2 separate regions of the Homo sapiens genome follow, and region 2 is linked to region 1. Evidence: chromatin loops called from intact Hi-C (ENCODE). Cell type or tissue: CD4-positive, alpha-beta T cell. All regions are shown on one strand. Links, peaks and the distances in the headings refer to the core of each region. The heading gives the core; the rest is flanking DNA. Region 1 overlaps LOC102724861 (a long non-coding RNA gene). Region 2 overlaps LINC00607 (long intergenic non-protein coding RNA 607).

The links. Hi-C counts contacts between places; a loop is a spot of excess contacts. Peaks named below come from ENCODE experiments on the same cell type or tissue, not always from the same donor. Only the 100,000 strongest peaks of a DNase experiment are listed, where the experiment ranks them.
Region 2: it touches region 1 in a loop (1.9-fold over the local background); 1 of 110 quality-filtered maps calls a loop at or near these places.

Annotation. Positions count from the first base shown.
Region 1 is chr2:215,582,943-215,587,347 of GRCh38, reverse strand. The region is part of intron 1 of LOC102724861 (a long non-coding RNA gene); the gene reads right to left. Among named protein-coding and RNA genes, the nearest start is that of LINC01614, 130 kb to the left of the region's middle. In CD4-positive, alpha-beta T cell, for the core only: no CTCF peak of the experiment used is centred there; no DNase peak of the experiment used is centred there.
Region 2 is chr2:215,726,215-215,730,619 of GRCh38, reverse strand. All of the region lies in intron 5 of LINC00607 (long intergenic non-protein coding RNA 607), which reads left to right. Among named protein-coding and RNA genes, the nearest start is that of LINC01614, 10 kb to the right of the region's middle. In CD4-positive, alpha-beta T cell, for the core only: no CTCF peak of the experiment used is centred there; a DNase peak (open chromatin) is centred at 1,789.

The sequences.
Region 1 (4,405 bases), core at 177-4,176:
CAAGAGAATTCACGTGGGTCTGCAGACTTCTGTTTGAGAAATACCAGTATGCAGCTTTAAGTGTTGTCTTTCAATGATTATTTGAATTTTGACAAAGATTAAAGTTGTAAGCAAATAGAATGAAGCTTAGATAATGGGATTTTGCCATTAGGAAGTGAGTAGGAAGAAGCAGTGATGAACTAAAGTTCTTCTAAACAGTTCCAGAATTACATGTTAATTACCGATGTGTCTAAGGCTGGCCTTGCTGAACTTTCCGATTGAAGCAACGCAAGGTAACTTTTAAAGTAAGCCTACCATATTGAATTGAAAGAGACCAGAGGCCTCCTTAGCTACCTCAAGGTCATGACAATTATAGTATCTGTTCCCTCAAGAGCAAATTTAGGGTAGTCAGCAAGATTCCTGTTGTGTCAATCTGGCACTTACTTTATTTTTAAAGATAATTTTCAGGTTATCCATGAAATCTTTGGGAATAACTTCTGAAATCATTGACCAGAAATCAACCATCTTATCCACGGTTCACATTTTAAAAACTGGCTTGGAAATTCTTCCTGGAATAATCCTGGTCATCACATTTTCCACCATGCCTTTCAGCAGGAATAAAGTGGTTTTTCTATAAGCTTGCTTCCCATACATTTACATGTTTTTTTCCATTTTCAGGCATAAAACCATTTTTCCCCATCAAACTATTTGTATTAACTGGATTTCCACCCGTAGGCACAGGAAAATGTAAGGCTAAGCACAAGTGGTAAAGCCTTCCAAGCATAGTAAAGAGAAGAAACGAAGGCCACAGTCAGAGAAACAGGAGTTGTAAAGATAAGACTTCTGGGCCCATCATACTCACTTCTGAACATGTTTCTGCCTGGCTGTCTGGAATCTATGCTGATCTACCGACTATGTATGTGGGATTGGTGTACTTGTTTACACTCAGCTATACCTCTCAAACCTTGCCCGCACTCCTATTTTATGATGAAAATAAAGCTTTTTGCATTCAGGTAACTAAAACTATCAGGCAGGCAGGCAGACCAAAGCCAATTTATTTATCCCACTCAACAGATGGACATAAACCAACAGGTATTGGAAAGAGACCATTGCTCATACAGCAGCCTTGCATGGCTTTTAAGATCCTGAGTTGTACCTCCTATCACAAGCCAGGGCGAAGGAGGCGCTGGCTCCCAAGGTTCTGCCGGAAGGTAGCCACGTCCTCAGCCCTGCCACCAACCCATCCTAGCAGCTGGGGCTTCTGGGTGGTCAGCCAGCAGTACCTGCCCACTGTGAAGGTAGGCAAGGCATAGGTAACTGTGGTATCAAACAGTAATAAGTCATAGATTTGTGGGCTCTCATTGCTGAAAAATCCACTATCCCTCTCGGGATTAGAATGAAGTTGGTATCAGAGTTTGGGCGTCAACTGGCATATGACCACATGGTTTAAACTATTTATCCTTGCTTACCAGAATCACTTCACTTTTAAAATCCAGTTATTTTGGATCCCAAAGGGATGTATGCGTGTTCTTCACAAATTTAGGTTCTGAAATGTTTTGAATTCCATCAACTCCTTCTAAAATGTAATAACTTATATTCACACATTTTTTTTCCTGCAAGTACCTGAAAGGTAAAACATTTTTTCTAACCACGAATCCTTTACTTGTAAAGAGCATGTTTAATGGGCACTTAAATCTACCTATTTTGCCTTCATTCAGATTCATTGCTTTTTACACATCAACACAGAATCCGGTGAGAGTCATAACATCAAAGAAACCTTTACACTTGTAAGTGTTTTGGGCTTAAATTAAGTTGTGCCAAAGGTAAACTAATTTGAACCCATAAAGCTTTACTTGAGAAGAAAGTAAAATCTCATACTTTTTTTTCTTGGTTCAGTGAACTGTTTATTTTCTTCAATTAAAGTGCATTCTACCCCCCTTTACCCCTTTCTCAACTATGTTGCCAAACACATCCTAATAGTAAATCTATTAATCTATAAATTATGTATAAATACAAATGTTGATATAAATATTAGAATAAATATAAATAATATAAGAAATCTTCATTTACCTATCACCCAGCTTCAACAATTAACAATGCGCTGCCATTTTGTTTGATCCATGCCCAGTAACTTCATTTTTTTTCTCAGTATTTAAAGCAAATCCCAGGCACCATTCTATTTTTCCCATCAGGATAGATGTATCTCTCAGTATTAAGAACTTCCTTTTTCAAAACATAATCACAATACTAGCAACATGTCCAACAATAATTCCTTGAAATCATTTAATGTTTAGTCTATGTTAATTTTGCTTTTATTGTTTCAAATATGTCTTTTATTGATTTATTTTCATCAGGATCTAAACAAGGAACACACATTGAATTTCACCCTTATGTCTCCTAGAATCTTATCTATAATATTTTCCCCTTCCTTTATTTTACTTTGCCCATGCTGTTAAAAGGTAAACTAAGGCATAAAATAATTTTAAAGAGTATACTTGAACAAACAACAATTCATAAATGAGGCAGCTTCAAACTGTAAGTGCTTTGGGGTCTTCCATGAGGGGACACAAGAGAAAGGCTTTTATAGGCTGAACACAGAAATAAAGCAAAGAAAATATGTGATTGGTTACAGTTATACAGCTGCCTTATTTGGTCTGTCCTACTAGAAAGCCCCTAATTATATGTTAGTGTGTGGCTTCTGGTTGATTAGCCTTAAGTTTCATTTTTCTTTAGTACTGGTATTTACAAGAAATAACCCAAGTTAAGTCTTGCTTATCTTTGCAAATCAAGCAAGGTTAAGCTCACTTATGAGGCCTAACTGGCTTTGTCTGCTTGAAGATTCTTCAGGCCTGGACTCATTTTAATTTACTTTAGCAATGCCATTTATTTGTTTAAACAAAAGGGAGAGTGGGATGGAGGGAGCTGTTGGTCCTGTAGGATTTCCCCACATTCTGTAGGATTCTATCTGATTGTATCCTTACGGAGTCATTTAAAATGTTCCCATATCCCATCTATGTTATGTAAACTGGTAATTAGATCTAGTGATTTAATAAAATGCACATTCAGTTTTAAAGGTTGTACTGTATACTTCCTATTGTATTACATCAGAAGGGGCAGAATGTCTGATTATCCCACTTATAATCATGTTAAGACTGATCAGTTGGTTCCAGTGTCATCCTGATCCATCCTTTATTAAACGTCCCATCAACCTTTCACCTAATGGTTTTAAGAACCTTGAATAATAATTGCCTCAATCCATTATTTCTTTAGGAGTTGCAAAATGATGATTGTGTAATTTTATTATTTCTTCTGCATTTGTTGGCTGGAATTCTTCTAAAGAGATTTTTTTCTTATCAACTATTTAGTTATCTTGAAATATAGTGTGTGTACAGGAGAGACAGGCTAAATGCTTATTTTTTTACCTTTTATTTTGATATTTTCAGAATTAGTTATCTTGAAATACAGTGTGTGTACAGGAGAGACAGGCTAAATGCTTATTTTTTTACCTTTTATTTTGATATTTTCAGAATTAGTTGGTGTTGTAGCAACCGTCAATGGCTAATGTTTCATTTTGTTTTATTTATATCATTAAAGACTTATGAAATTTTAAAAATTTAAGAAATTTTAGTTGTTATCTTTATAATGTTCAAATTGTCCCAACTTTGGCCAGTGGAAATCCTTCAAATTGCATCCTACATTCTTTTGGCACAACCCTGTCATCTTTAGTAGCTTTCCTGTCTTCTGTCACATGAACCAGGATTGAGAATATATTTCCAGGCCCAGACTTAGAATTAGCCATTTTTCTAAAAAGCTCTGAATTCTTTGAGTAGAAAAGCATTTATAAAGAGCACAATATGAGTACAAGGCATTTATTGCTACTGAATTGTCACTCTTTTACAACTTTTAAGTGTGCAGGGCAAGGAAATAGGAAAAGTGCATTTTTAGAAAAAAATGAGTTCATGGTGATAATTCAGATTCAAATTGAACATTGTAAGATTTATACTTAAAACGTTTATTTTCTATTTATATATTTTTCACCTGTGCTGAGTGACATTGACTTTTTTGTTTATTCACTTTATCATACCTACCAATGTTATCATTCAAAATGACATACCAGTTTTATTGCTACAATAGGACTATGCGATGCAGTCCTTTTGTCCTTAGATATATCCCACTGAGAATGAAAGGCTGTATTTTAAAGTCACTTGAAATATTACTTATCTATATAGTTATCTCACCAACTTGACATAAAATTCAGTCTATTTGCTTTTTATTTATAAAAATTGTTCTTTTTGTTTAATTTCAGAAAATATTTACGTAATTTCAAATCCACAGCTATAACATATTACAATATATCATACTACCAAGAGACTCTATATCCAAAAACATCTATATCCCCTATTTTTTCTTTTCCTAACAGTAAGCA
Region 2 (4,405 bases), core at 243-4,242, 140 kb before region 1:
TGAGTATGTAAAAAGTATCACATGGAAACACCGACTAACCAACAGGTATGTATTTTAAAATTCCCTCCACAAACAGATTCTAGAAGTTGCTACTGACCTCTTCAGAACAAAAAGGGTCAGGGAAAGGCTGGATAAGGAGAAAGACAAAATTCTCAACTGTATCACACTGGTATAGTGAGTCAGGACTAATCACAGGCAGAACACCCTCAGGTTAGGGGTTAGAATGGCTATTCCTCATCTTCTGGCTACTTGGTATTCATTCCACCTTCTTACTCTCTTTTTTTTTTTTTCTTTTTTAGACAGGGTCTTGCTCTGTTGCCCAGGGCTCAAGTGATCCTTTTGTCTCAGCCTCCCGAGTAGCTAAGACTATGGGCTTGTGTCACCACGCTCAGCTATTTTTTTTTTTTTTCTAGAGACAGGATATTGTTATGTTGCCCAGGCTGGTCTGGAATTCCTGTCCTCAAGGTATACTTTCACCTTGGCCTCCCAAATTGCTGGGATTACTGGCATGAGCCACTATGCCCAACCCATTCTACCCTCTTTGATAAAAGCACCAATTTCCTTTGAGGAAACCATTCTCCACGAACCTGTGTAGCTTCCGTGGGACTGTAATTGAAGGGGTGTGATTGTCTCTGGATAATTCCAGATTGGTCATTTTATCCTGGGAATTTGAAGCTTGAGCTGAGTGAAAAAGATCAGAAAAATGATCAAAGAGGCACTTCCTATCAGTTCTATCTGGATTCCAAGAGCTGCCCTCTTTTTCTGGGTTGGGGAGGCACAGATTTTTTTGAGCTCTATTTCCAGCTTTATCTTTTATTTAGTGGTCTAGAGGCCATTCCTTAATTTGGACTTTATGTTTTACGCACACACTATCTTTCTCTGATAATATTCATACAAGAATTTCTGTTTTAACTTAAGCCAGCCAGAATCAGTCTCTGTTCTTGGTCACCAAGCAGCCCTTGGGGTGCTTTTCTTTACACACAAAATATATTTCTGATGAAAATAGCTTTTGATAAATTGTCATTTTAAAACTCACTATTTAAGTGAAACCAATGGTGAAATAAGTATAAAACAATCACCTTTGTATGTCCATTTTGGAAATCAGTTATTTTCACATTTTAAGTTGTCTTCAAGTGAGTTTTACCTGAATTGTGCTTTTATTTATTTATTTATTTATTTGTTTGTTTGTTTGTTTGTTTTTATTTATTTATCGAGATGGAGCCTCACTCTGTCACCCAGGTTGGAGCGTAGGGGCGCAATCTCAGCTTACTGCAACCGCCACTTCCTGGGTTCAAGCAATTCTCATGCCTCAGCCTCTCGAGTAGCTGGGATTACAAAAAAGTACCATCATGCCCCATAAATTTTTGTATTTTTAGTAGAGATAGGGTTTCACCAAGTTGGCCAGGCTGGCCTCAGGTGATCCACTTGCTTTGGCCTCCCAGAGTGCGGGGATTACAGGTGTGAGCCTGGCCTGATTGTGCTTTTAATGAATATAGTTGATTATGCCGTGGCTGTGACATAACTTGACTTGGGGCCTCTCTAACCCTGCATAGTCAATTATGGTATGCATATGAGGCTCCACTGTGTATACAAAGCAAAGATATTATCTTATTATTAAGCTTGTATGGACAAGACTTAATAGGAGTTGTGTGCAGGCGGGTCAAGCACCTCTTGTGGCCACACATTTGCTGAGTGGAAACAGCAGATTTGGCTTAAGTTCCCTTTTTTGAACTTTCATAATTAAGAAAGGACTCTCAGTGTTTTATCATTTTGAAATTGCAATGTGTAATAGGAACTAATGAATCACTTTGCCATTATGAAAACCGAAGTAAAATTAGAATGTTGTTTTGCAAAAGCACATTGGCAGTTGTTCTGCTCAGAGTTGTGTAAGTTAATCTATGTGTGGCAGTTCCATGAGCCTTCAAATATATCTACACCCTGACTTCTGGCCTCTGTGGTTTGGATCAGCATGTTCTTCCTGTTGAAGTGCCCCCTCCACTGAGACTTTGCCTGCTCAAGTTCTACTCATCTCCTAAGGCCAAACCAAACATTACCTTCCCCTGAAACCTTGCTGAATTTCACCCAGCAGAATTAGTCATTCCATCATTTTATCCTTTCTTCATCCCATTGAAGATCCTATCGCCTCATCTAATAGATTGTGGCATGTTGGAGAAGTGGGAGAGGGCACTGGCTCAATGCTTTATGCAGACTCAATACCTGTAGTCAAATTAGCTTATCTCCTTAGGTACTGAACACCCTGCTCCCTCACTGAACAGAAAACCCCTTTAATACATTTCTCAGATGATCTAATACATGCAGCATTGTCAAGAGACCACAATTATTTGCAGAAGGACTTCAATAATGCACATGGGGGAAACCAACATATCCTCATTGCCTTGTTTATTTGTTTCAATTTAAATGCTATCAAATGCTTCACACTTTGAACACTCTGAATTGGGGAGATTCAGCAATGCTTTTTAGGGATAAATCCCTTCTACTGAGGAAAAAGAACTTCAATTTACCAATCAGATAGGAGAGAGATGTTTCATTAGTTTTCTTCTTTCCTGACCTAAAACCACATCTGTGCCAATTTGGAGTTAGCCATGCTCTTGCTCATCTCTGGGTAAATAGGAGTTTGAACAGTGGCCTTCATGAGTCCCTGTGGCTCACATGATCCAGTGTAGAGGCCACTCCTTAATTTGGACTGTAAGTTTTATGCACACACTATCTTTCTCTGGCCACCACTCTTTGTATTTCTGTCTGCTCAGAATGTTCTACCTTTAGTTCTTTGCCTAGCCAAATTCTGCTCATCCTTTGAGACCCTACTGCTACTCCACCACTAACTTTAAAAAAATACTTTGAGTGCCTTTTAGTAGCCAGGGAGACAAGGCAGATAAGAACCTGCATTGAAGAGTTTACATCCCAGTAAGGGAGACAGATAAGTAAAAATAAGTAAGATAATCACCAACTGTGGCAGATTTTCTGAAAGAAATGCACAGTGTAGTATGACAGCATGCCTGGGAGCAGGATTTTTTCAGGAAGGTTGTATTGAAAGGCCTCTCAGAGGAGGTGATATTGGAGGTTAGCCCCAAAAGGGAAGGTTTTTTGATCCTTCTAACTGTGTTCAGCACCCCTTCTTGGTGCTTTTATTATCTCTCTTGTTTCTTAACACATCACATTGTTAGCCACATCTATGTATTGCAGTGGTGCCTGGTGAATGTCTAACAAAAAGCCCAAATTTATAGTGTTTGCCAATTTCTGTGGTGTAAATACTCTCACTCTCACCATGGCTGATTTCAAGCTACTAACTTGATGTCAATGAAGTGGAATTGAGAAGAGATGCAGAGAATTGGCTCTTGGGAGCCAATGAGACCCAGCTTAAGCCAGCTTCAGCATGTCACTGTGCCTGTCTCTCCCACCAGGCTGTTTACTCTCTTTGAGGTAGTAGTAAATATTTAACGAATCAATGAATTTACCCATGTACAGGTACCTACTCAATCTAAATCCATTGTTTTTAGTGTTATTATTATTAACCATAGACTCCAAAGATGACACATGAATGGGAGTAAGAGTTATGTAACTATTGTATGTGCTTTTTTGAAATTCAATGATAAAAATATTTATGAAGCCATCAGCATTCTTTACAATATTGGTTCTTCTCATCAAAGGTTTGAACAAATTAGGAAAGGAAAGAAGAAAGATTTATCTTTATAAGTATACCACATACATCAGTATCAAGGCAAATAATATGTTGGAAAATAAAAATAAATTTAGAAAGGTTATACATTCTACTCAGACAAAGGAAATCAAAAGCTGTATTTCAGACCTTGTAATGAGCAAAAAAATTTGGCTGTAACCTAACCATCATTGTTTCTCAACAAAATGTGGGGGACATGATTTTATTTTCTGGGCATACCTTAATATGCTTTATGTAGAACCTAAAACATATCCTTATACATAAAACACATGAAAACATAAGCTAGTGAGTTTTTATGATTCTTTATCTTAGTGGTTATTTCCATAGACTTTGACACAGAAAAATGGTAGAGGAAAGACTTTTAAAAATACATATCTAAGAAAGATTCAAAATGTTTAAAACCAGAATGATTTATAAATGATTCCCCAGACTGATCTAAACACATTAGAATGTTCTCTGGGTATTTGACACGGTTGAAGCTACCCCTTCCCTCCATTTCTAGTATAGATGGCTTGCATCATGCACTCCTCGTTAGCTGAAATTTTATACTTAAAAAGCATAGGAGATTAAAGAGCTTCAACCTTTTTGTTATTCTTCCCATTGAGAGTTGAATTCAGTGGTTACACATGAATAAAAACTGGAGCAGAGAGACATTTTTCCTTCCCTTCCTTCCTTCCTTCCTTCCTTCCCTCCTCCCTCCCTCCCTCT